Regions from separate parts of the Homo sapiens genome. Here region 1 is linked to region 2. A link is a loop called in an ENCODE intact Hi-C map of the cell type or tissue named here. Cell type or tissue: B cell. All regions are shown on one strand. Each heading gives the region's core, and the rest is flanking DNA. Links, peaks and the distances in the headings are about the cores only. Region 1 has its middle 6.5 kb from the start of SAAL1. Region 2 overlaps PTPN5 (protein tyrosine phosphatase non-receptor type 5).

Region 1 (11,898 bases), core at 850-5,849, 620 kb after region 2:
GTCTTAATAATAGGTTGCCTTGGTAACAATATTGTAATTAATATTTCTGTCTCCTGGAAAATATAAATTATTATGCGTTTTCTTGGTTAAGGTGGAAGCTCTAAAATTAATTAAATGCTTTACACGTGCCCAGAATTAACCCAAGTCCCTGTCAGCATTAATCATTTAATCCTCACAACAACCCTACAAGGGAGTTGTATTTTTCTGCATCCTTCCTATATCTACTATTCTGGTAACTAGGATTCATTAAATGTGAATTTTTTGAGGGTAGTGATTTTGTATCATTATTTTCTTCATTTTATATTTAGGGAATATAAAGTTCTTCCCGCTGGTCTTCTAAGACTGGGGCTTAGGTCTGAGATGTCATTCTTAGTCATGATACCTGTGGACTTTTGGGCTTTTCTGATTTTTGTTTTTCTAATTCCTAATAGAATTAAGCCTTAGTATTCTCCTCTTCTACTTAAATTAATTGTAACTTAAAAGAATGGAGGTGTCTTGGGCCTCTCAATCAGCCTGGTCACACAAGGTTATCAGAGTAGTGCTACCATCTGATTTACTGTTCAATCCAGGCCATTGTAGACAATGAAAAGATGTGCCACTATTAAGCTTGGACAATAGACACTGATCTCATGCAAACCAGCACACGTAGTCACTTGTAAGAGACTGTTGGAAAATCCCTTTAAGGCCTGGGGACTCTGATATCATGACAGGAAATCTTTCTTTTTCAGGAGAAACAAGTGAAAAGAACTGACTGCCGTTATTGTCTATTATTCTCAGCTTGGCACCATAAGAAACTGCGTGTACCTTCCCGGAAGGCAGAATACATTAAGTAACAAAGGAAGAAAACAGGCAAGGCTTGTCAAAGTCCCTGTGAGGAGTTCCTCTTGGTATCTAGAAATCATACTCGCTTTCTTGCTCTTTTTCCTGTGAGTCAGTGTGTCACTTTGTCACCCAGGCTAGAGTGCAGTGGTGTGATTATGGCTCACCATAGCCTCCAACTCCTGGGCTCAAGCAGTCCTCCTGCCTCAGCCTCCTGAGTAGCTGGGACCACAGGTGCATACTACCACACCCCGCTAATTTAAAAAATATATATACAGATATATAGTGGAGATGGGGTCTTGCTATGTTTCCCAGGTTGGTCTTGAGTTCCTGGCCTCGAGTGATCCTTCTGCCTCAGCCTCCCAAAGTGCTGGTATTATAAGCATGAGCCAGTGTCTCCACGCCACTTGCTTTCTAATACTTCTGTATTAGTCCGTTCTCATACTGCCATAAAGAAATGACTGAAACTGGGTACTTTATAAAGAAAAGAGGTTATATTGGTTCATGGTTCTTTAGTCTGTACAGGAAGCATAGTGGCTTCTGCTTCTGGGGAAGCCTCAGGAAACTTTCAATATGGCAAAGGCAGAGCGGGAGTGAGGCATCTCATATGGTGGGAGCAAGGACAAAAGAGAGTGAGGGGGGAGGTACTGCACACTTTTAAATAACCAGATCTCAAAAGAATTCACTCACTATCACGACGACAGTACCAAGGGGGATGCTGTTAAACCTTTCATGAGAAACAGCCTTCCTGATTCAATCACCGCCCTCTAGGCTCCACTCCCAACATTGGGAATTACAATTGAACATGAAATTTGGGTGGGGACACAGATCCAAACCATATCAACTTCTATCAAAGAAGAGAATGACTTGAATAAAACGAGAAAGTAGATTTCCAGCATTGAATGGTTCCAAAGGGAGTAAAATAATTGTGACAGGATGTGATCATTGGCCCTCAATTTCTGCCTGAAGAAGAGTAGGAAAAAGGAGGTCTGGACATCACATGCCCTGCTTTATGAAGCAGCTCCTCCAAGTACACCATGACCAGTGGCTGTGGATGGTTGACAACTCCCCTCCTCTTCCCCCTCTTCTACTGTCTACTCCTGGGACCAAGTGAGCCACGCCAGCTCAGATACTACACTGACCACAGGGAATCCCACCTTTTCCAAGGAATGGAAGTTGTGTAGGGAATATTCAAATGTTGCTTAGCATTGCCTTAGATAAGAACCAAAGGGACAGGGAAATCCTCTGACAGCTATCTGCCTTATAACTTTCATTTTACTGTGCCTAAAATATGCTCAGAACCCAGAAAGAGGCATAATTCCTAATTTTGGCAGGCTCTAATCTAAAATAATGATTCTCAAACATGGTGTGACTTTTGTCTATTTGCTTTATCCTGGGTCACTGCTCCTCTTCTGTCAGATACTGGGATTCCAATGAGACAAATGGAAATGGAGACGTAGACCCTCTGACCTTCTATCTTTTATCTATACACATACACCTGTGTGTGTGTGTGTGTGTGTGTGTGTGCGTGTGTAAAACCGAGTGGGTTTTTTTCTTGGAATGAAAGAATGGACTAACATTACAAAAAATAAAAACTTGAAACAGAATGTGTATTATCCTTGGTTGTGTTTCCTTGGCCCTGCAGCAGGATGAAGCTCTCCACTGGCATCATTTTCTGCTCCCTGGTCCTGGGTGTCAGCAGCCAAGGATGGTTAACATTCCTCAAGGCAGCTGGCCAAGGTGAGGTCCACAGGATAGGGGGCAGGAGGCTGCTTCTGGCTGCCCCCAGGATGCAGCTGAGCAGAGGCCACATCCCCACTGGGCAAAGGTGCTAGTGATGCCACAGATGGATAGAGAAGGGGCATGGTTTTTCATAAGCGTGGTTCCTCATGCTTTTCTGGACAGCTTTGACACTCTTCTATGAGGATCCTCCAGCCGAGGTCGCATAAGGTGTGAGCTGCCTCTTTTCAGCAGGACCATGAGAGAGATGTGGAGTTGAGGGGTGCATGTTCCCATAATACCGGTGGGGCTCTACTGCCCCCTAGTGGGAAATCTGGGACAGTTCATGTCTATGTCTCCTGGGAAGCCAGGAAGCAGGTGGATCAAAAGTGTGAGGCGAGTCCATGGGGAAGCTGAACGGAGCCAACCGTCCCCATAAAAACAACCAAGCTTAGCTGAGATTTTAATACGTACTAGGCACTGTTTAAATGTACTAATGAATTGGTTTCCATCATTTAGTCCTATGATGCAAGCAGCATTATCCCTTAACAGAGAAGCTAACACACACACACACACACACACACTAACACACACACACACACACACACACACACAAACCCCAAGATACGTAAAGAAGTTCCAAAGCAGAGCAGGATTAACCCAGGCAGTCTTGCTCTGCAGAACTTGCTCTTAATCAAGGTACTCTGCTGCTTTCAAAACAAGAGTTTCGGATTTGTGAACACATAGCTCATCCTTTATCTAAGAAATGGCAAATAGGATGTGGTGCCTTTGGAAGGTAAGTCTAGCTCCACTTATCCCAGTAAAACCTACAGTGAATTACCTTGATGGTGGTTCTACTGGGGCTTATATATGGCCAGGAAACTGCTAGCAAGAGAAATATACCCCGAGGGCTGGGCACAGTGGCTCACACCTGTAATCCCAGCACTTTGGGAGGCTGAGGTGGGCAGATCACCTGAGGTCAAGAGTTCGAGACCAGCCTGGCCAACATGGCGAAATCCTGTCTCTACTAAAAATACAGAAATTAGCCGGGTGTGGTGGCATGCGCCTATAATCCCAGCCTCTCGGGAGGCTGAGGGAGAAGAATTGCTTGAACTCAGGAGGCAGAGGTTGCAGTGAGCTGTGATCACACCACTGCACTCCAGCCTAGGAGACAGAGCAAGACTCCATCTAGAGAGACAGAGAGAGAGAGAGAGGGAGAAATATACCCCACTAGCCATAATAAAGTGGCAAAATTTTGTTTTCAGAATGCAGTATTTTAAATTTCAGGTATTATTATTTTTCTGAGTCTCTGAAAAATGGTTTTAAGGATTTGCTTTTAATCCTATTTACATGTTCACACACTCAACTACAAATATCTTTCATTCCTTAGGTTAATATTTTTCAAAGGGTTGTTCTGGGACCACTTGCGTGAGAATCACCTGGATTCTGGGATGCTTTGTGAAATGAAATGAAGATTCCCGGGTCCATACCCTACCCCCTGCCCCCAGCAGCCACAGTCTCTTGGGACAGAGCCTAGAAATCTTGCCTTTGCTAAGCACCTCGGTAGATTTTTATGCACAGCAAAGGTTGAGAACCACTACCTCTTGTTTTGCTGCTGAAAGTGATAAAATGTGCCAGGAATTTTGGAAGTACTTATTAAGCCAATCTGAACATCAAGGAGCCATTTAAGTCAGTAACTCAGAGGAATAAGTAGAGTAAAAATGTCATAAACTCTCAATAAAAGCAATCAATTTAACACCAGGAGTAATAAATGCATAAAATGAAGATGAGTTATCTAATAGAGAAATTATATAAACCATGATTATAACTCTATATTTGAGTTCCCCCTTTTCCGTAATCAGTTAATTTTCTAAAAAATCTTCGTCACTTAATTCTAGCTTGATCAGATCCCTTCAGTCCGTAACTCCCTGCTCCTCATCTTAGTTTAGCCCTTCTTTTTTCTTATGCCACCTTTCCTAAGGACCAGAGAAGTGAAATGATAATATATTGGCCACCTACAATGTTCTAGACATCATACATGTATTTTCTCTGCTCTTCTGCATAATCACTGTGAGGCAGGCAATACTCCTCCATTTCATTGGGGAGGACATTGAGGTTCTGAACTAGTGGGTCAGTTGTCCTTTTTCTGAATTTGATTACCCAGTAGTATAAAGCTTTCTTAGGTAACTCACCTTTATCACTTGCTGACTGAATTCTGACAGATGTCAGTTTCTAATTATAGCCTGGACATTCAGATGTATTCAGGACCAAGTTGTCCTCACTCTACCTACAGGCATGAATTTCTCTCATTGACTAGGTTAGGAGCGCCATATGTCTGCAGCCTCCCTCAGAATCCCCTGTGTTCTCACACCAGGGAACTGAGGGTTCCCTGGGTCCTTCCAGGTAGAAGTTCATTGTACAATGAAACATCCCTTAAGGACCATTTCATCTCTTCTTTAGGTGCATCACACATGGTTAAAACAAAGTAATAACAGAACTTAGAATGGAATCAAACAGAATGAAACTTACACCAAGTACAATTCTCATTACATTAACCCAGAGAAGTGAAAAGTAGAAGAATATTTATTTCAAGCCAATATAATTTCCAAGGGCTTTGTTGAAGGCTGAAATCTTCGGGAGGAAAGTAGTGAGAAGAAAACTGTTCATTCCTCTATTTTCCCAGTATATAATTGTTTTGATCATTTTCTTTCCTTTCCAGGGACTAAAGACATGTGGAAAGCCTACTCTGACATGAAAGAAGCCAATTACAAAAAATTCAGACAAATACTTCCATGCTTGGGGGAACTATGATGCTGTACAAAGGGGGCTTGGGGCTGTCTGGGCTACAGAAGTGATCAGGTAATGCACATTCCTGATGTTGCCAGGAATGAGTGAGCAGAGCTTGACTGCCTTGGACAGTCAGGAGAGAGGTAAGCTCCTTGCAGAGAAGTTAGAGGCTGCAGCCCCTCCTCCTCTTGCCCTCTCTCTGCCTGTGTGCTTAGTGCGAGGGTCTGAGTGGATGGTAGAAGTGAGTGATTCCTCACCCTCCCTCTCTGGGTGCTGTTCATCCAGCCTAGGGGTGCCCAGCCTGGCTGAGTGGGGCAGTGCCCAGGCAGGGTCATTGTTTTCACCCCTCCTTCCTTGGCCTTCCTGGGCTTCTCCCAGAGTCCTCCCTTGGAAAGCAGAGAATGGGAAGGTGGGCTGTTGCTCACTGGCCTGGTGATTAATCTCCTTGCTTGCCTGGACTACAGCGATGCCAGAGAGAACGTCCAGAGACTCACAGGAGACCATGCAGAGGATTCGCTGGCTGGCCAGGCTACCAACAAATGGGGCCAGAGTGGCAAAGACCCCAATCACTTCCGACCTGCTGGCCTGCCAGAGAAATACTGAGCTTCCTTTTCAATCTGCTCTCAGGAGACCTGGCTGTGAGCCCCTGAGGGCAGGGACATTTGTTGACCTACAGTTACTGAATTCTATATCCCTAGTACTTGATATAGAACACATAAAAATGCTTAATAAATGCTTGTGAAATCCAGTTTGTTATTGGAATCTGGAAGCAGAATATGACAGTCTTCCTGGGATCATGGGCCTGTTTAGTACCATAGGGATGACCAATAAACATCACTGTTTTATTTTTTAAAACATAAAGCACTAATGCACAATAGTGGGAATTGGGGAGAAAACTATATCTATACATGGACCACATTGTATGGACCATAATATGGACCAACTATAAGCCTATAATTATATGGTTCATAAAATAGAAAAGATAATAAGATAATCCTATGAACAACTTCAGTAATGAAGCCTAAAACTAAATTAAAAATCAACAAATCATAGAAAAATACAATTTACAAATACCGACTAAAGAAGAAATGAGAATCTAGATTAGCCTGTAATTATTTTAAGAGATTAAATCTTCTTACAAAGAAAACAGCAGGCCCAGATGGTTTTGTAGACAAATAATATGCCTTCAAAAAGGCAAATAAGGGCCAGACATGGTGACTGATGCCTGTAATCCTAACACTTTGGGAGGTTGATGCGGGAGGATTGCTTGAAGCCAGGAGTTTGAGACCAGCCTGGGCAACATAGCAAGCCCCCATCTCTATAAAACAAAAAACAAACAAACAAACAAAAAACAGCCAGGTGTGGTTATGTGCACCTATCATCCCAGCTGCTTGGGAAGCTGAAGCCAGAGGATAGCTTGAGCCCAGGAACTCAAGGTTGCAGTGAGCTATGATCACACCACTGCACTCCAGCCCAGGTAACAGAGCAACACCCTGTCTCTAAAAAGAAAGAAAAGAAGAAATGGAAAAATGAAGAAAGGAAGAAGAGAGTTAGAAAGAAGGAAAGAAATAAATAAAGATGCAAAAAAAAAAAAAAGCAAAAGTACTTGGAGTTACAATGAATTGGCCCCAGCAGTGACCATCTCCAAGTTCACTGTGTAGCCTGAGGTTATTCCTTTCATAATCCCAGAAAATCCTGGATTCTTGGAGAGGGGTGTTCTCAGACACTCCACATAGTTTATTTCCCAAGTTGGATCCTCTCTCCTGGGTCTTGCTGGCCCAAGTATCTCTGGTTACAGTGGACTGTTTCTAGGCCCCTCTATGTCCAGGCCTCCTTTCTGTCCAGTCAGCTATGTCCTTTCCTTTTTTCTTCCCCCCAGGAATCTGGATTCCTCAGTGTTCTCTTTCCCTGCCACGAAGGCATAATCCCAGGAATCTTTCCCCACTTCATTTCCCAAACCCAGTGTCAACCAGTCCCTGTCCATGGTACTAAGAAATACCTTTCAAAGCTATTTCTCTTATCTTTTTGACTACTCCTTGGTTCGTGCCAGGGTAAAATGTCATCTTCTCAATGAATCAGATCTGTCAGCTCCTAAATCCTTACCCTGGGGTAATAATGAATGCCTCTATAGCACTTTGTTCATGCCTTCTTGAGAATCCAGTTCCATCCTTGTCAGAGTCAGTGGTTAATATGGCAGTACTCCTGCTGGTTGATTTTCAAGCTCATCTAAACGAGTCAATGGCAGTGAAAGAATGTGTGATCATGATAAAGGTGGTAGAATGACAGTTACTATTCATGGTGCGGTGACCAAGGGCCAGGCACTGGTCTAAGTGATTTCTTCTGTTATCCACTGGATCCTCACACTTTAATTATCCTTATTTTAGAGCTCAGGAAACGTGAGGCACAGACAATTTAGATAACATACACAAGTTGCACTGCTAGTTTGATGCTAGAGTCAACATTCTGAACCATTTGCTGTAACTAGCAATTGCATTGGAGTTTAGAACTTATAAAACACGCTTGCACATATGAGTTCATGTAATCACTGCTCCTATGAATGTATTCCATGAGCTACCCTAGTTAGTAATCTATGAATCTCATATCAAATCTGTGTGTGTGAGGAGCAATAAGGAGCTGAGAAAAAACCAGCAAGATGGAGGAGGTTGCATCGCTATTCAAGGGAGCTGTGGAGAGGCGTCTCCAGCGATGGAGGTGGTATATGTGAAGAATCCACAACACACATACACAGAATCAGCTTCAAACACCTGCTGGGCCCAAAGAACATGAAACCATCTTATGAAAACACCAGTCAAGTAAGAATTTTCCTTTCCCTCCCCTCTCACTTCCAATCCTTCCCCCCTAATCGGGGAGAGGTCAGAAAGAGCAGCTGTCTATCTGTGGGAGGAGGAAGCAGGGAAGGAAACAAAGTCATCACCCCCCTCCAGACTGAAGTACCCATCTATAGTGGGCTTAACTAGGAAAGGGGAGAGAAATTTTCATTTTAAATGAATTGGAAGCTTCAAATCATGACTTGGACCTGGACTTTCTAGTTACCATTTTGAGATAAACTAAATGCCATCAAACCTGTGGCTTTAAATTACTACCTGTATAACACTGTTTGTTTTGTTTTGTTTTGTTATTTGAGACAGAGTCTTGCTCTGTTGCCCAGGTTGGAGTGCAGTGGCATGATCACCACTCACTGCAGTCTCAACTTCTTGGGCTCAAGCTACCCTCCCACCTCAACCTCCTGAGTAGCTGGGACTACAGGTGCTCCCCACCACACCTGGCTAATTTTAAAAAGAACATTTGTAGAGACAGGGTCTTACTATGTTGCCCAGGTTGGTCTTGAACTCCTGGGCTCAAGTGATCCTCCCACCTTAGCCTCCCAAAATGCTGAGATTACAGGCATGAGAACACCGTACCTGGCCTGTACAGTACTTTCAATAACCTTTGAGTAACTAGGGAAGGCATGAATTGACTTGTGTTCAGGATCAAAGTGAGAGATATTGGGACAAAAAAAAAGAAAGGAAAAAAAACCTGCTTTCTGGTTATAAAATGTAATTCTGTTTGATTAGCACACTGATGACATTGGAGAGTGTGTAATAACTAAGGATTATGATTAATCCAATTCTGTGCACCTGAGATCCAAAGAGAAAAGAAAAAAAACAAAACTCATGGAGCCTAGCTGTGAGTATCAGACTCAAATAAAAGTTGAGAAGACATTGGGAGGTTATCTCAGTAATGCCAACAACTTACAAATGAATTTTAGACTGGCCTCTTTCTTTTTTTTTTTTTTTTTTGAGACAGGATCTCACTCTGTCACCCAGGCTGGAGTGCACCGGTGCGATTTCAGCTCACTGCAACATCCACCTCCCAGGCTCAAGCCATCTTCCCAGCTGGGAATACAGGTGTGCGCAACCATGCCTGGCTAATTTTCATATTTTTTGTAGAGACCAGGTTTCTCCATGTTTTCCAGGCTGGTCTTGAACTCCTGACCTCAAGTGATCAGCCCACCTCAGCCTCCCAAAGTGCTAGGATTATAGGCATGAGCCATCGCGCCCAGTCCTGGCCTCTTCTTTTTAAAACTCATTTTTATTTTATTAAGAATAAAACAAATAATATACCATGAGTATATGTCAAAATTTAACATAAATTATATATCATAAACCAGCAAGTATTGAATTGTGGACTCACATCAATATGATGGTTGGTAAACATAACCTATATGTGTGTATATGATAAAAGAAATGAGTTGGGAGGCCGAGGCGGTGGATCACGAGGTCAGGAGATCGAGACCATCCTGGCCAGCATGGTGAAACCCCGTCTCTACTAAAAATACAAAGAATATTAGCCAGGCGTGGTGGTGGGCACTTGTAGTCCCAGCTACTCGGGAGGCTGAGGCAGGAGAATGGTGTGAACCCGGGAGGCGGAGCTTGCGGTGAGCCGAGATCGTGCCACTGCACTCCAGCCTGGGCGACAGAGCGAGACTCCATCTCAAAAGATAAATAAATACATTAATTAATTAAAATAAAATAAATAAAAGAAATGAGCTGGGTATGGTTGCTCATGCCTGTAATCTTAACACTTTTGGAGGCTGAGGTGGGAGGATCACTTGAGATCAGGAGTTGGAGACCAGCCTGAGCAACACAGGGAGACCTTCTGTCTCCAAAAAGGTAACTCTCTGCAAGCCTGACTGCTGAAACTGCCTCTTGTAAACGGAGACCAGTTTTATCTAACAACTGCTGAAACAACCTACTGTGACTCTAAGACTAATTTTACCTGCTGCCATCTCTCACCAATCCTAGCTTGCAAGCTCCCCCAAACCTTACTAAAACCAATAAAATTTCTTTCAAAACAACGTGTAACATTTCTCCTTTTTATAAAAGCCCCAACCTTCTCTTTGTACTTCAGATATATTGAAGACGCCCACCTGTCTCATCTGTGTGTATGCCCTGAATTGTAATTCTTACTTTCTAAATCAATTGCTTTAAATTTAGAGATTCATCTCTATGTTTTGTTTGACTTTGACGTAAGTATCACAGTAATTCTAGGCAAACATTGGACACCTTCATTATGTTTTCTAATATAGTTATGACTGAGTATTTAAAATATTCATGTGGACATTTTATTTTAAATAATTTCGGCCGGGCGCGGTGGCCCGCGCCTGTAATCCCAGCACTTTGGTAGGCCGAGGCGGGCGGATCACGAGGTCAGGAGATCGAGACCATCCTGGCTAACACGGTGAAACCCCGTCCCTACTAAAAATACAAAAAAAAAATTAGCCGGGCGAGGTGGCGGGAGCCTGTAGTCCCAGCTACTCTGAAGGCTGAGGCAGGAGAATGACGGGAACCCCAAGGGGCGGAGCCTGCAGTGAGCCGAGATCGCGCCACTGCACTCCAGCCTGGGCGACAGCGAGACTCCGTCTCAAAATAAATAAAATAAATAAATAAATAAATAATTTCATGTCTCCATTCCTGTTTGGTCATTATATTGATATTTTTGAAATTTCATGTGGAAGTAGCTTATATCATCTATAAATTTAATTCCATTAAATCAAAGTGGGTACTTGTAAATCAATTCCATCATAGGTAATTTTTTTAGTTTAATGTTTACGATTCTTATGGAGAAAGAAGTGTTTTTCATTTACCTTTGCATGGGTGCTTAAAATACACATTTCTATTTCAAGATGACACTGAAAAATTCTTCTAATATAACAGCAGCAAAAATGTAATTCTGCAATTACAAAAGTGCTAAACTGAAATCCATAATTAAGGTTTTCTCATGTTTACAATTGTGGTTCTTTAATCAATACTAATACTATGCAGGTCTGTTGTAAGGTTTCTAGATTCGGTTTAAACACACGCACACAATACTGTCAGTTGTAGGAGGCTTTACAAGTTATATTTCATGCACTTTTTTTTAAAGAGTTCTAAAAGAGCCAACCAGTCCACAAGACAGACAGAAAAAAAGTTAAATTAACTGGAGTAAATTGGACTCTTAACATTCGAAACATGCAAGATTCTGCAGCAAACTGGGAGTACTTCAGGATTGGCCTGCTATCTTCCTTAGTATTAATTTCATCTTAACAGTTTAAGAAGTTGGACATTTTAACACCATCAAGCGCATTTAGGTGACGTGTTTCTTGTGTGTTAACTTGGCTCCCCGGAATGATCTAGTTAGTGAACTAGTCACTAATAATTTGGTCACCAGGCAAATCAAGCCTACACGAAAGGAAGCGACTATTCAAAATACCGTAGTATCATCTGAACCTACCCAAATAATTTATGTTCAACATAAACATGTAACTTCAATAATGAGATGACTCATTAATGAGTCAAGCTCCTCCAACAAGACAAAGACAACATCTCTTCTTCTAAGGTTTAAGTTTTGCATAGAAATCCGGATACATGGAATAGCCCATACCAACAGTCATTGCTCCTACAACAAAGCTGGACTGCCACACGCATGTGGATCAGGTGACGTGATATTTTAGTATTTCCCCTGCTTTTCAATTTGTATAATCCGTATGCAGCAACTACTGCAAAACCTGCCATTCCAATGGGGACAAATGGT
Region 2 (11,898 bases), core at 3,773-8,772:
TATCATATTTATTACACACTCAGCATGTGCCAGGCACTGTTCTGAATGCGTCGTGAGCACTAACTCTCTTAATAGTAAATGTTTGTTGAATGAATGCGTGCACTCAAGCCAGCCCCTGGGCTAGGAGTTGGGGGCACAGCAGCCCCTGGATTCAAACATCTGTGAGGGCCCATAGCTGCTCACACCCCGTGTCCTCCTTCCACAGGAAATCCCCATGAACTTTGTGGATCCGAAAGAGTACGACATCCCTGGGCTGGTGCGGAAGAACCGGTACAAAACCATACTTCCCAGTGAGTACTCACTGTCCCAGAGGGATGGGGGCAGGCTCAGCTTCACCTGGGGATCCCCTCACCCTGAGGAGGACCCTCAGCTGGGCCTCTAGGGGTGACAGGACTGGAGGAGGTGGGACAGAGGGCTGGGGGTTGCTGGCTGAAGGGAAGCGCTGCCCTGGTGAGGCCAGAGGCGAGTACATTTCCTCGCACAGCACTCTCTGGTCCTTTGCCCTGCCTGGCCACATGTTGTGCTGGACCCTCTAGAAACCCAAAGAGAAAGGGTGGTAATGACAGCAGTTCCTAGCCACACTGTGGTAACCGAAACTCTTTTCAGAGTGGGCAGATTTTAAGGAAAGGAAGTTAAGGCTTAGAGAGGTTAAGTGGCTCACCTGCAGTCCCACAGCTAGGAAGTGCAGAGCTGAATTTCAGACCTGGGCCTCTGTGATCCCAGAGTCAGGCTCTCTGTCTACACTGTGTGGAGTGTGGTCGAATTGTAAGCCCTCTAACAGGGACATCCACTCCCACAGGCAAATGAGTTGTCTCTGTCAGGGAGTGAGCTCCCCATTACTCAGTATATTCAAGTGAGGCGGCACGAGCAGTCCCCTAGAAGGTCTGAAAGGGGTTTTCCTCCTTTGGGGGCAGTTAGACCAGGTGACCTGATGCTCCTCTTTCAGCCCTGGGGTATCATTTTCAGATAACTTTTATCAAGCCTCGATGAGCCTGCCACCCTCGCCAAGTTCTGACCCCAGTCCCCAGGGCTAGCTTGGGCGTTGACTTGTTGAAAGTGAATCCCCATAAACCTACTCCATTCAGTTTGTGGAGTAGCGAGGCTTTTAAAAAGCAGTTTTGCCATCAGCATCTCCAACAACATGTAAGATGTCATGACTTATTTTTAACTTTTAAAATATCGACTTGTAGTTGCTATGGTTACACAGTCTCTAGGTAGTTCCGGTTAAACAAAGAGCCATTTAAGGCCAGGATGCATTATTCAGGGATGCTCACCTCTTCCCTCGTCTTGCCCTCCCCGATCCCAGCCCTACCTGGAGGGAGGGACTCGAGTATCCTAGAACCTTGGACTTTGCTGGCTGCTCAGAATGGCCACTGGGGGAAGGTGGGAGCAGACTAGGATTCCGTGCAGATGCAGTCCCCGCTGCATTCCAAGAGGCTTGAGCTGCCTCCAACCATGCCCTGAGCCTCCAGGCCCCCGAGCCCAATAAAGAATCTTGTCTGTGTCCAGCAAGAATGGAGCCTGTGCCCTCAGAGACTGGGTTGGGGGGTGCAGAGGGCAGGTGAGGCTGAGCAGAGGCTGCCTCTGAGATCCAGGACGCGCTGAGGTTTGTTCTCTCATTCACTGGGCACACATTTCCTCGGCTCCTGCCCCAGGGGCTGAGGATTTAGACATAAATAGGACACAGACTCTGTGCACAAGGAGCTTCCAGCCTAGCGGGGGAGAGAGGTCCATGCACAGTTACAGTCAGAGTGAACAGTAACCCACAGGCAGCATTGAGAACAAGATGCTGGGAGCAATTTCTGTCCCCTTCTCCGCCGTGTCCCAAGCATCAAAGCAGTGCTGCCTGGCACATGGTAGACATTCTGCACCTATTTGGACTGTTTTAATTTTTGTAGAGATGGAGGTCTTGCTCTGTTGACCAGGCTGGTCTCAAACTTCTGGCCTCAAGCTGTCCTCGCCTGCTTCGGCCTCCCAAAGTGCTGGGATTATAGGCATGAGCCACCATGCCGGGGTCTGCACCTATTTGAATGAATGAATGAATAATATCTCTCAAATCTACATCCTCTTCTCCAGCCTCACTGCCAAATGATGTTTTTGAGGTTAGGGCTTTCATGTTGTCCAATTCCAGGGGACACAATTTACATAGACTACATTGACATAAGTGCCCCCTGGAGCCGTGCCAGGCTGGACAGCCCTGTGATCCTTGACACTTCTTACTTGGATCATTGCAGTAAACCTCTAACTGGTCTTCTGGCTTCCACACTCTCCTCTCCATCTTCTACCATTGTCACCAAAATGAGGCAAAACAAATCTAATTGTGTCATTCTCTTCCTTAAATGCCATCATTGTTGTCACCCTCGTAATCCTCAGGTTTAAGTCCAGCTTTTTTTTTTTTTTTGGGGGAGACAGAGTCTCACTCTGCTGCCCAGGCTGGAGTGCAGTGGCACAGTCTCGGCTCACTGCAACCTCTGCCTCCTGGGTTCAAGCAATTTCTGGCTAATTTTTGTATTTTTAGTAGGAACAGGGTTTGACTGTGTTGGCCAGGCTGCTCTCCAACTCCTGACCTCAAGTGATCCGCCCACCTCAGCCTCCCAAAGTGCTGGGCTTACAGGCTTGAGCCACCACGCCCGGCCTAAATCCAGCTTTCTAAGCCTGGTTTATAAGACCCTTTGTCGCCTGGTTCCTCTCCAGCCTCACCACTCACCACTCCCTACCCTGCACTGTGCACGTGAATCTGACAGAACAGCATTGCCTGCAGACAAGGAGAAGGGAGACGGCCCATACAGAGCTTCCTGCCCCTCTCTGCTGCAGGTCCCCCAAAAGCCCCCCTCCCGTTTACCCTGTCTCCTCTCCATCCCTGCCACCCTCTACACCCCCTCTTCACAAGAACTGCCCCAAATCACCTGCCAAAACCTTAGACATTGGGGTTGGGCTAAAGAGGCGAAGCTTGTGCCCTTTACCTCCCCAATTTCTCCTACTGGGTTTAGGATCCTTCTTTTTATCCTTTAACTTGTGGAACTTGTAATAATGTCAGGAATAACAGCAACTGATACTTCGTGTTGGTCCTAGTTACTGGCATAAGGACTCTAGTTGTTAAAGTTAACTCCTTTACAAGATAAGCAAGGTCATTGTGGAATGACCATCCCCAGATTACAGATAAGGCACAGGGAGATAAAGTAAATTGTCCATGTTGACACTGCTAGTAAGTCAGAATCAGGATTTGAACCTAGCCTCTCTGGCTCAGCGGTGTAGACTCTTAATGACTCCCCTATACTGCCTGTGAGAGCCTCCTAATGTGCACACTGGAAGTGCCTTTAGTCCAGTCCTCCCTATTATAGGAAAGAAACTGAGGCCTGGACAAGTGAGCTGATGACAAAACTAAACCAGAACCCAGGAATCTGGGGCCCCAGCCAGCTTCCCCCTTACCCCATACAACCTCAGTCTTGGCCTCTGCAGGCTGACAGAATAGTCAATGCAGAGAGGCTGTAGCTGGAACAAAACAAAATCTACTCCAGGAAGAAGAGCAGAGTGGGGGCTGGGCACAGTGGCTCATGCCTATAACCCCAGCACATTGAGAGGCCGAGGTAGGAGGATCACTTGAGCCAGGAATTGGAGACCAGCCTAGTCAACATAGCAAGACCTCATCTCTACCAAAATAAACAAATAAAAATAAAAAAATAAATTTAGCCAGGTGCAGTGGCTCATGGCTTAGTCCTGCTTACTCAGGGGGTTGAAGCAGGAGGATCACTTGGGCCCAGGAGTTTGAGGCGGCAGCGAGCCATAATCGTGCCACTGCACTCCAGCTGAGTGACAGAGACCCTTTTACTATGGGATTTGACATGTGAATAAATTGAAAGGAAAAAAAACCTTTTTGCATATGTGGACATGAGGCTGAGACCCCACAGTCTTAATCCAGATAGAGGAGACTATCGTTTTCATGTTAATAGCCTCCGTCAACTTTCTACTCCCGAATCTTAACAGCCCTTTATATTTATAAAGCACTTTACAGTTTACACAGAACTTTCACATCTCTTTTCTCATTCATCTTCCCAACAGCCCAAGCAAGTAGGCATCTTTGCCTCCATTTGACAGATAGGAAAACTAAGGCTTAGAAAGGCCATGTGTTTTACAAGCCTACACAGCAAGTCAATGACAGTGTGTACTCAAGCTAGCTGTCTCTTGCTGAACAAGATCTGTACAGGAATTTCCCTAGGTAATTCCATTGTTGACTTAGCTGTCTCCTCTCCAGAAGCTAAGATGCAGTGAGTATAGGGCAACTTAAGAGGCACAGGCTAAGGATAGAGACAGAGGTAGAGACCCGGGGACCCCCCTCTCTCTCCACCCTCCTCCTCATCCTGAGTCCTCACCTACAAAATGAACCATGAATGGGTCAATGTTTTGCTGCTGGGCAAGGGAAGGAAGAACTGCTAATGTCGCAGAAGAAGTGTGGGTATGCTGGAATAGGCCAGAGCAAGTGGGTCCTGCACCAGAGGGCCCAGTTTCCAGCCTTACTTGTCTCCCACCACCCCAGACCCTCACAGCAGAGTGTGTCTGACCTCACCAGACCCTGACGACCCTCTGAGTTCCTACATCAATGCCAACTACATCCGGGTACGTATTCCCACCCTGACGGCCTCTTGCTCAAGGGGAGGCCTGAGTCGATGGGATCCATCCTCCAGCCTTGTCCCTACACCAGTCTGGCTCCTGCCAGCTCCTGTGAAGAGCCTGAGTGTGGGGATGGGGTCCTGGGAGCACTGCCTCTGACCCTGACAGCCTGGACTTGGCTGGCCGCAGGGCTATGGTGGGGAGGAGAAGGTGTACATCGCCACTCAGGGACCCATCGTCAGCACGGTCGCCGACTTCTGGCGCATGGTGTGGCAGGAGCACACGCCCATCATTGTCATGATCACCAACATCGAGGAGATGAACGAGGTAGGGACCCCCGTCCCCATTCTAAGTGTCTGCTACATTGCGCCCTACACTAAGTATCTTGTTCTCAAATTAATCTTTATGACAATCTCAAGAGGTCGGCGGTGTTCACTCCGCTGCCAAGATGAGGAGATGTGAGGCTCGGTAAGGTTAAGTCATTTGCCCCGGGCTTCACAGATAGAGGCATGCCTGGAGGTGGCCTCTCCACTTCCAGTGCCCGTGACCTTAAACACAGCACTCTGCTGCCTCCCAGCCTGCCAGGACAGATGTTGGCTACTCCTGTACCCATAAGGGCCCATTTAACCGAATCTCCATAAAAGTCCTTCAGATGGGTAGCACTTCTGTTTTCCAGAGGAAGAAACTGAGACTCAGGAAACGGAAGTAGCTTATAGAGTTTGCAGCTGAGATTTGAACCCAACACTCTGTAGCAGCAACCCTGTTGCCCTTGTGTATCTCTCCGCTGGCCCTGAAGAGAGTGTAGAGAGTTGTGGGAAGGGAACAGGATTGTATGGCAGCCTGATCTGGGCCCCTGCAGAAATGCACCGAGTATTGGCCGGAGGAGCAGGTGGCGTACGACGGTGTTGAGATCACTGTGCAGAAAGTCATTCACACGGAGGATTACCGGCTGCGACTCATCTCCCTCAAGGTGAGGCCTGGGGCAGGGCTGGGTGAAGCTGAGGATGAGTGTAGGGGCTTAACTGGGGGCTCCACAGAGAACAGGTCCCCCAAGTCCACTGTAACTGACATAAAAGCCAGTGTCACTCCCAGATTTTCTGATAATTACGGATGAGTGAGAGGTGAATGGACTTGGGAGCCAGAGGTAGAATCAAACCCCTTGCATTTCCCAGTCCTCAGTTACATTTCATGCTGTTGGGCTCTCTCTGTCTCTCTACTCTGTCATTCATAATGCATTCTAGCTATGCTTCAAATGTACCCAAGGCCAGGACTGTCTGGATGAGGGGACTTCAGCAGCCTCCAGCACTGTGCTTATAATTGAGGGTTCATCATGACTTTGAGATCCTCCTTAGAAACATCTCTTCACCTGGGATCCTGGGCTTCTGGCCTGTAGTGCCCAATCTGTCCACAAGAGGGCAGGCACTCTTTGCTGCTTTGGGGTTGTACAGGGGGCTGTGGTTACAGAAAACAGCAAGAAAAAGGAAGACACACAAAATATGAGCAATACAAAACAGCCCAGAAGAGTGGGAGAAGGTATCCTCCCACCCTGAAGTTGTGCTTCCTCCAGGATCAGCATAATAGAGGAGACTGTTCCTTTGAAATCGGGATTAGTGGATTCTGTTTGTGAGAAATAAGACCCATGTTTAGGGAAGGCTGTAATTGTAATAACCCCAAAGGCTGGAAGAGGTGAACCAGGCATCAGGAAGCTGATGCCCTATCCAGGAGCAGCCAAGGAAGTTCATTGATGCTGACAGCCACAGGGGTTACTGAGCACAAGACCGGAGACTTGGCCCTCTGAGCTGTTCCCTCTCCCACTGAATAGGGGCCAGGTAGGGTGTCGAGAGCATCTCAGCCCCCAAGAGCAGTGCCCCCACAAGCAGCTCTAAGATCCAGGTCTTGTTGGAGGGCATGAAGGGCCAGGAAGTGAAAAGCAGAAGTAGTGGTCACTGTCACAGCCAGGTAACTCAGGACTTGAGAAAATGGCTTCCTGAGTAGAAATTCCCCAGAAAGACAGGCTGAGATGAGGCAGGGCTGCTCACCTTCTCAATGCCATGGAGATGATGAGGGAAGAACCAGGGCATCTTGGAGTTTGAGGGAATTTACTTTTGTCCATAAGACATTACGAGCACCTGGCCTGAGCTTGGTTCTGGGTTGGATACTGTGAACACAGAGCTTCCCAAAGCTTGGACTCTTTCCTTGAGAAGCATTGTATAAGATGGTAAGTACTGAGCTAGAGATAGGTATATAGAATATAGGATATGTATATCATATGATGTTATATTGGATGAATATAGGATATGTATATCATATATGTATGTATATATGATATACATATCCTATTATACCTATATATAAAATATATATAATATAAATATATAATATATAAAATATATATAAAATATAAATATATATATAGGTGTGTGTGTATATATATATGTATAAAAGAAGGACACTCTGCCAGCTGATGTGCTCAGGGAGGGCTTCCTGTACATGGTGGTGCTGAATGGGGTCTTGAAGGATAAGTAAGAGTTGACCAGGGGCAAACAAGTCAGGAGAACATTCCCAGTGAGAAAATAATAAAAGTAAGGACATGGAAGATGGAACACTTGTGTGCATGTATGTGTGCACATGTGTTTGTGTGTGCTGCTGAGATTTTACCTACAAACCTTTTGGAGTGTGGGAGCATTGAGTACAAGTACGCAGGGGCAGGAGGTGTGTCTGGAAGGGCAGGCCCTGTAGCAGTTGTCTTCCTAGCCAGGTGAAGGACTGAGGAGAGTGGGTCTTATTCTGAGAGCAGTGAGAGACATTGAAGGATGTTGTGGTCTGCTCAGGCTGCTATAACAAAATACCATAGACCAGGTAGCTTGTAAGCAACAGGTTTATTTTTCACAGTTCTGGAGACTGGGAAGTCCAAGATCAAGGCACCGTGACCCTGGTGAGGACCCACTTCCAGGGTCATGTCCTCACGTGGCAGAAGGAGTGAAAGCTCCTTTTGTAAGAGCACTGATCCCATTCGTGAGGGCTCCGTTCTCATGACTTCATCACCTCGCAAAGGCCCTCCCTTCAAATACCACCATGTTGGGATTTGGTTTCAACATGTGAACTTAAGGGGACACACACATTCAGTCCAAAGCCACAGGTTTTCAGCAGGAGAGCAGCATGTCCAGATGTGTGTTGTACACAGACTATTTTGACTCTGTGGATCTGAGACAGTTGGGGATGAGGCAGAAATCTCCCACACTCGAGCAATGATAAAGGTCAAGGTGGCAGTGAAGCGGGGAGTGTGAAGAGGTGGTAAAACTTGCAGCACTAATTGCAGCACTAAGATAGAGGCGAGTCACGCAGGCGCAGGCGAGGCACAGCAAGAGGCGAAGAAGAGTCCCGGGGCTGGGTTATGTGACAAAGGGATGACTGGGGGACCATTTGTTAAGATAAGGAACCCTGGAGATAGTAATAAATTGGAGAAGGGGCTCTTGGCCCCTCTTGGATGATCCTGAAGTTGTTGGGGCAGGACCAAAGGCAAGATCCATGCCAACGCTGCTGACCAACCCCCAAAACCAAGCTGGCTTTGGGTCTGTGTCTGGTGCCACTGGGCAATGTGGCCTAGATGGAAGGGTGAAGGGGTCCCACTCTCAGTGTTCTTCCTGTGTTCTTCCTCCTTCCATCTCATCTCTATCTCTGGGCTGGTTTGTGAGCTGAAAGAGTTCACACATACCTGGGGTGGGCCTCTGTCTCCTCGACAGAGTGGGACTGAGGAGCGAGGCCTGAAGCATTACTGGTTCACATCCTGGCCCGACCAGAAGACCCCAGACCGGGCCCCCCCACTCCTGCACCTGGTGCGGGAGGTGGAGGAGGCAGCCCAGCAGGAGGGGCCCCACTGTGCCCCCATCATCGTCCACTGCAGGTGGGTCCTCCCAGCCAGCCACTGGAGCGGGGCAGCCCCCCACCCGCTGGGCTGCCCTGCCCCTCACCCCACCGGTCCCCTCGGCCCTCAGTGCAGGGATTGGGAGGACCGGCTGCTTCATTGCCACCAGCATCTGCTGCCAGCAGCTGCGGCAGGAGGGTGTGGTGGACATCCTGAAGACCACGTGCCAGCTCCGTCAGGACAGGTCAGCCCACGGGCGGGAGTGGGGACACACAAGGGAGCTAGAGCCCCGAGCGGGTAGAGGGAGAGACCCACATGTGCATGGGCGGGGGGTGAGGGGCAGATGGAAAACACTGGCACGGACTGATGGGCAGACAAGGAGTAGCGAGGACAGCTGGGTAGAGGGGCAGGATCCAGACAGTGGGGGGCCAGATGAAGAGGGAAGAAAAGCAGAGCTGGTGGATAAAAGGACAGAGGCCGAAAGTGGTAGGACATGTCATCTGTGTCCCTGATAGGAAGGGGCAGAGGGTAATGGTTGGCAAGGGTTGGTCTCTCCAAGACGCACAGGGGCAAGGCCTGGCAAGTGATTGCTACTCCATGGCTTTTGGGGCACCTCCCACAGCCCATCCCTCCACGACCCTGCCCCCACTGTGCATCTCTGCCGGGCAGGGGCGGCATGATCCAGACATGCGAGCAGTACCAGTTTGTGCACCACGTCATGAGCCTCTACGAAAAGCAGCTGTCCCACCAGTCCCCAGAATGACTGCGCTTCTCCTACAAGGTTCTCTGGGCACTGCCCAGCCTGAGTCTCGGCCCTCACCCAGGGCCCTGCCTCGGGTCCTGGGCCTGCTCCCCGCTTCCTCCCCTTCAGTCAGCTCCCTCTGTCCTCTGTCAGCCTGGCCTGACCCCTACCCTCCAGCATTGCTCTTCCTACTGTACATATTGGGGAGTGGGGGGCAGGGTCGGGAAGGGACATGCCAGGCCAGGCCTGGGGCCCCGGGGCCTGACCCACACCACGCAGACCCCGGGCTCCAGTTTTTAACGATGGTTCCATCAATACCTGATCCAGAATGTTTCCGTGCTACACTTTGTGTCCTGCTGCAATGTGTTCTGTCTGTCCATCCATCTCTGCCCTCTGTACCGGACACTGTGTCTCCTCAGCCAGGAAGGGGTAATGAGCTCCAGCCCCTAAGCAACCGGACTTGCCTGCCTCGGCCTCACCCGCACTTCTCCCAAAAGGCAGATGACGGGGAGTTAGGCATGGGGAGCTCCAGAAGGTCACCAGAGAGCTTTCAGCTGAGGGAGAGTTCTCTAGGTTGGAGTGGGCATCACAGCCAGGGTGGCCTCTGGGTGTCAGATGCTCTCAGGAGGGTGCCCAGCCTGTGAGGCACTGGCAAGGTAGGGGGCAGATGGGGCATGGAGAACCCAGAGGATCTAGGCCCTGTTGGGGAGGGGAGGGGAGCTCAAGGTTTGGGTGGGGACTCAGCCCAGATCTACGTGAGACATTTTTCTGTGTCACTGTGGGAAAGCCTTCCCAGAAGTCTCACTGCGTGTTGCTCTGCGTGTGTTCCCATGTCCATGCGTGTGTTGAGAGCCCATCAGGAGGGCATGCATGACTCTTTGGCAACATGTATTATCTTGGAGCCACGTGTTTTTATTGCTGACTTTAAATATTTATCCCACGGCAGACAGAGACATTTGGTGTCTTTTTATAATTCGCTCGTGGTCATTGAATAGAGCAATAAACGGAGCATTTTGAGCAAAACTAACCTCCTGGGTCTGTGTGATTTGCCTCTCCCCTCCACTGCCTTCCTTCCTGTACTTGGGTCTTTGTGCCCCTCCCCAGCATGAGCACAGTGAGCTTGGCCCTTCTGCTCACTGGAGCCCCTTGTGGAGACTGGGAGTATGGAGCGAGTCCAAATTTGTAAAGCCAAACTGGGAACATTCTGCAGGATTCTCACACAGCCTCAGCCCTGGCCCTGACACATGCTCTGGGCCATGGGGAGCCTCAAGGACAGGTGTGGAAGGCTTCCAGGGAAGGCACAGTGGCTGGCAGGTCACCATTTCCAACAGATGTGCCAGAGAAGCCAAGGCTAGGGTAAGGAGACATTCAGGTCACACCCAGGCCCCTCCCTGTTGGCCAAACTCTTATCCCATGTTAGCTCCACAGATCCCAACAGCAGCTGCAGCCCAGTAATTTCCCTTGTAAGGCCTGGGCTCAGAGTAGCTCCTCCCAAGGGGCCCAGGGAATCTGCATGTGGGCTGAGATCCTGAGCCATCCTGGACACTCCTGCTCTATTCTTGTCCCCTGCCCCCCTGGGATGGAGCAAAAGTAGCCATGATGCCACTGCTGGCAGGTGGGGGTCACCCCAGGGCAGAAGGAGGGGTCCAGGGCAAGGGTGCTGACCAACAAGTCCTTACAAGGTGCCAGAACCTTGGGTGGGATCCAGGGTCCAGGCATGCGGGGTGTGCTACAGATGATGAGAAAACAACAGGGTGGGCTGGACACGGTGGCTCACGCCTGTAATCCCAGCACATTGGGAGGCCGAGGGGTGGCAGATCATGAGGTCAGGAGTTCGAGACCAGCCTGACCAACATGGTGAAACCCCATCTCTACTAAAAATACAAAAATTAGCCGGGCGTAGCGGTGCACGCCTGTAATCCCAGATACTCAGGAGGCTGAGGCAGGAGAATCGCTTGAACCTGGGAGGCAGAGGTTGCAGTGAGCCAAGATCGTGCCACTGCATCCAGTCTGGGTGACAGAGACTCCATCTCAAAAAAAAGAAAAGAAAAGAAAACAACAGGTGGCTGAAGCAGCCCAGATGGAAGTCCTTGAGAAGAGGTGGCCATACTCTCCAGTCACCCTCAAGCAGAGACCTCCCCACAACCCCCGGAGGATGGGCCCTCCTACTCTTCTACCCAGATTAGGGAGATTGGGCTGTTGAAGTGGGAAGAGGAAGGAGACCTAACATTTCCCTGTTCTTCCCCAGGGTGGCCTTGTAAAGATACTCAGGCTGTGTATGAACCACACATAGGAGTGCAACATGAATGGGAACCCCTGGATTTGTGTAGCAACGCAGCAGATCCCAGAGGCCCTCCCCAGTTCACCGTGTCCCAGTCCCTGGAAAATACAGACCTGTTGCTTTGCTCCCTGAGCCCTGCTGGACTATGCATGCACCTGTACCTGAGTGTGTGCCTGTGCACACACACTACCCTGAGCCCCTCAGCTCAGAGAGGTCCTACCCAGCAGCAGTGAGAGCCAAAACCTGTACCACAAGGGAACAAAAAAAGTACCCCTGGACTGCCACCCTCAGCCTCCTTCCCGCCTGGCCTTCAGTGTTTCCCCCAGCCTGGATCCAGCTTTGCTTCCCGCCTCCCTTCTCCACCGCCCTCCCCCTCCCCCCACAACCAAGCAGTGTGCCATC

The links. Hi-C counts contacts between places; a loop is a spot of excess contacts. Peaks named below come from ENCODE experiments on the same cell type or tissue, not always from the same donor. Only the 100,000 strongest peaks of a DNase experiment are listed, where the experiment ranks them.
Region 1: a loop joins it to region 2, with 35 times the contacts of the local background. A loop is called at or near these places in 48 of 110 quality-filtered maps.

What each region holds. Positions count from the first base shown.
Region 1 is chr11:18,106,647-18,118,544 of GRCh38, reverse strand. It overlaps the pseudogene HIGD1AP5 and the pseudogene SAA3P. Among named protein-coding and RNA genes, the nearest start is that of SAAL1, 6.5 kb to the right of the region's middle. In B cell, for the core only: CTCF peaks have their summits at 2,658 and 2,859 (motif pointing left); a DNase peak (open chromatin) is centred at 2,854; H3K27me3 peaks cover 445 bases.
Region 2 is chr11:18,726,272-18,738,169 of GRCh38, reverse strand. It overlaps PTPN5 (protein tyrosine phosphatase non-receptor type 5), which reads left to right. Exons shown (of 15, transcript NM_006906.2): 9 at 206-290; 10 at 4,535-4,614; 11 at 4,798-4,935; 12 at 5,468-5,578; 13 at 8,352-8,512; 14 at 8,604-8,717; 15 at 9,143-10,242. The coding sequence ends at 9,236. All of the region lies in intron 2 of IGSF22-AS1 (IGSF22 antisense RNA 1), which reads right to left. Among named protein-coding and RNA genes, the nearest start is that of IGSF22, 6.0 kb to the right of the region's middle. RefSeq lists enhancers at 6,136-6,255, 6,441-6,580, 6,611-6,690. In B cell, for the core only: CTCF peaks have their summits at 5,813 and 6,014 (motif pointing right); DNase peaks (open chromatin) are centred at 6,039 and 6,499; H3K27ac peaks cover 551 bases.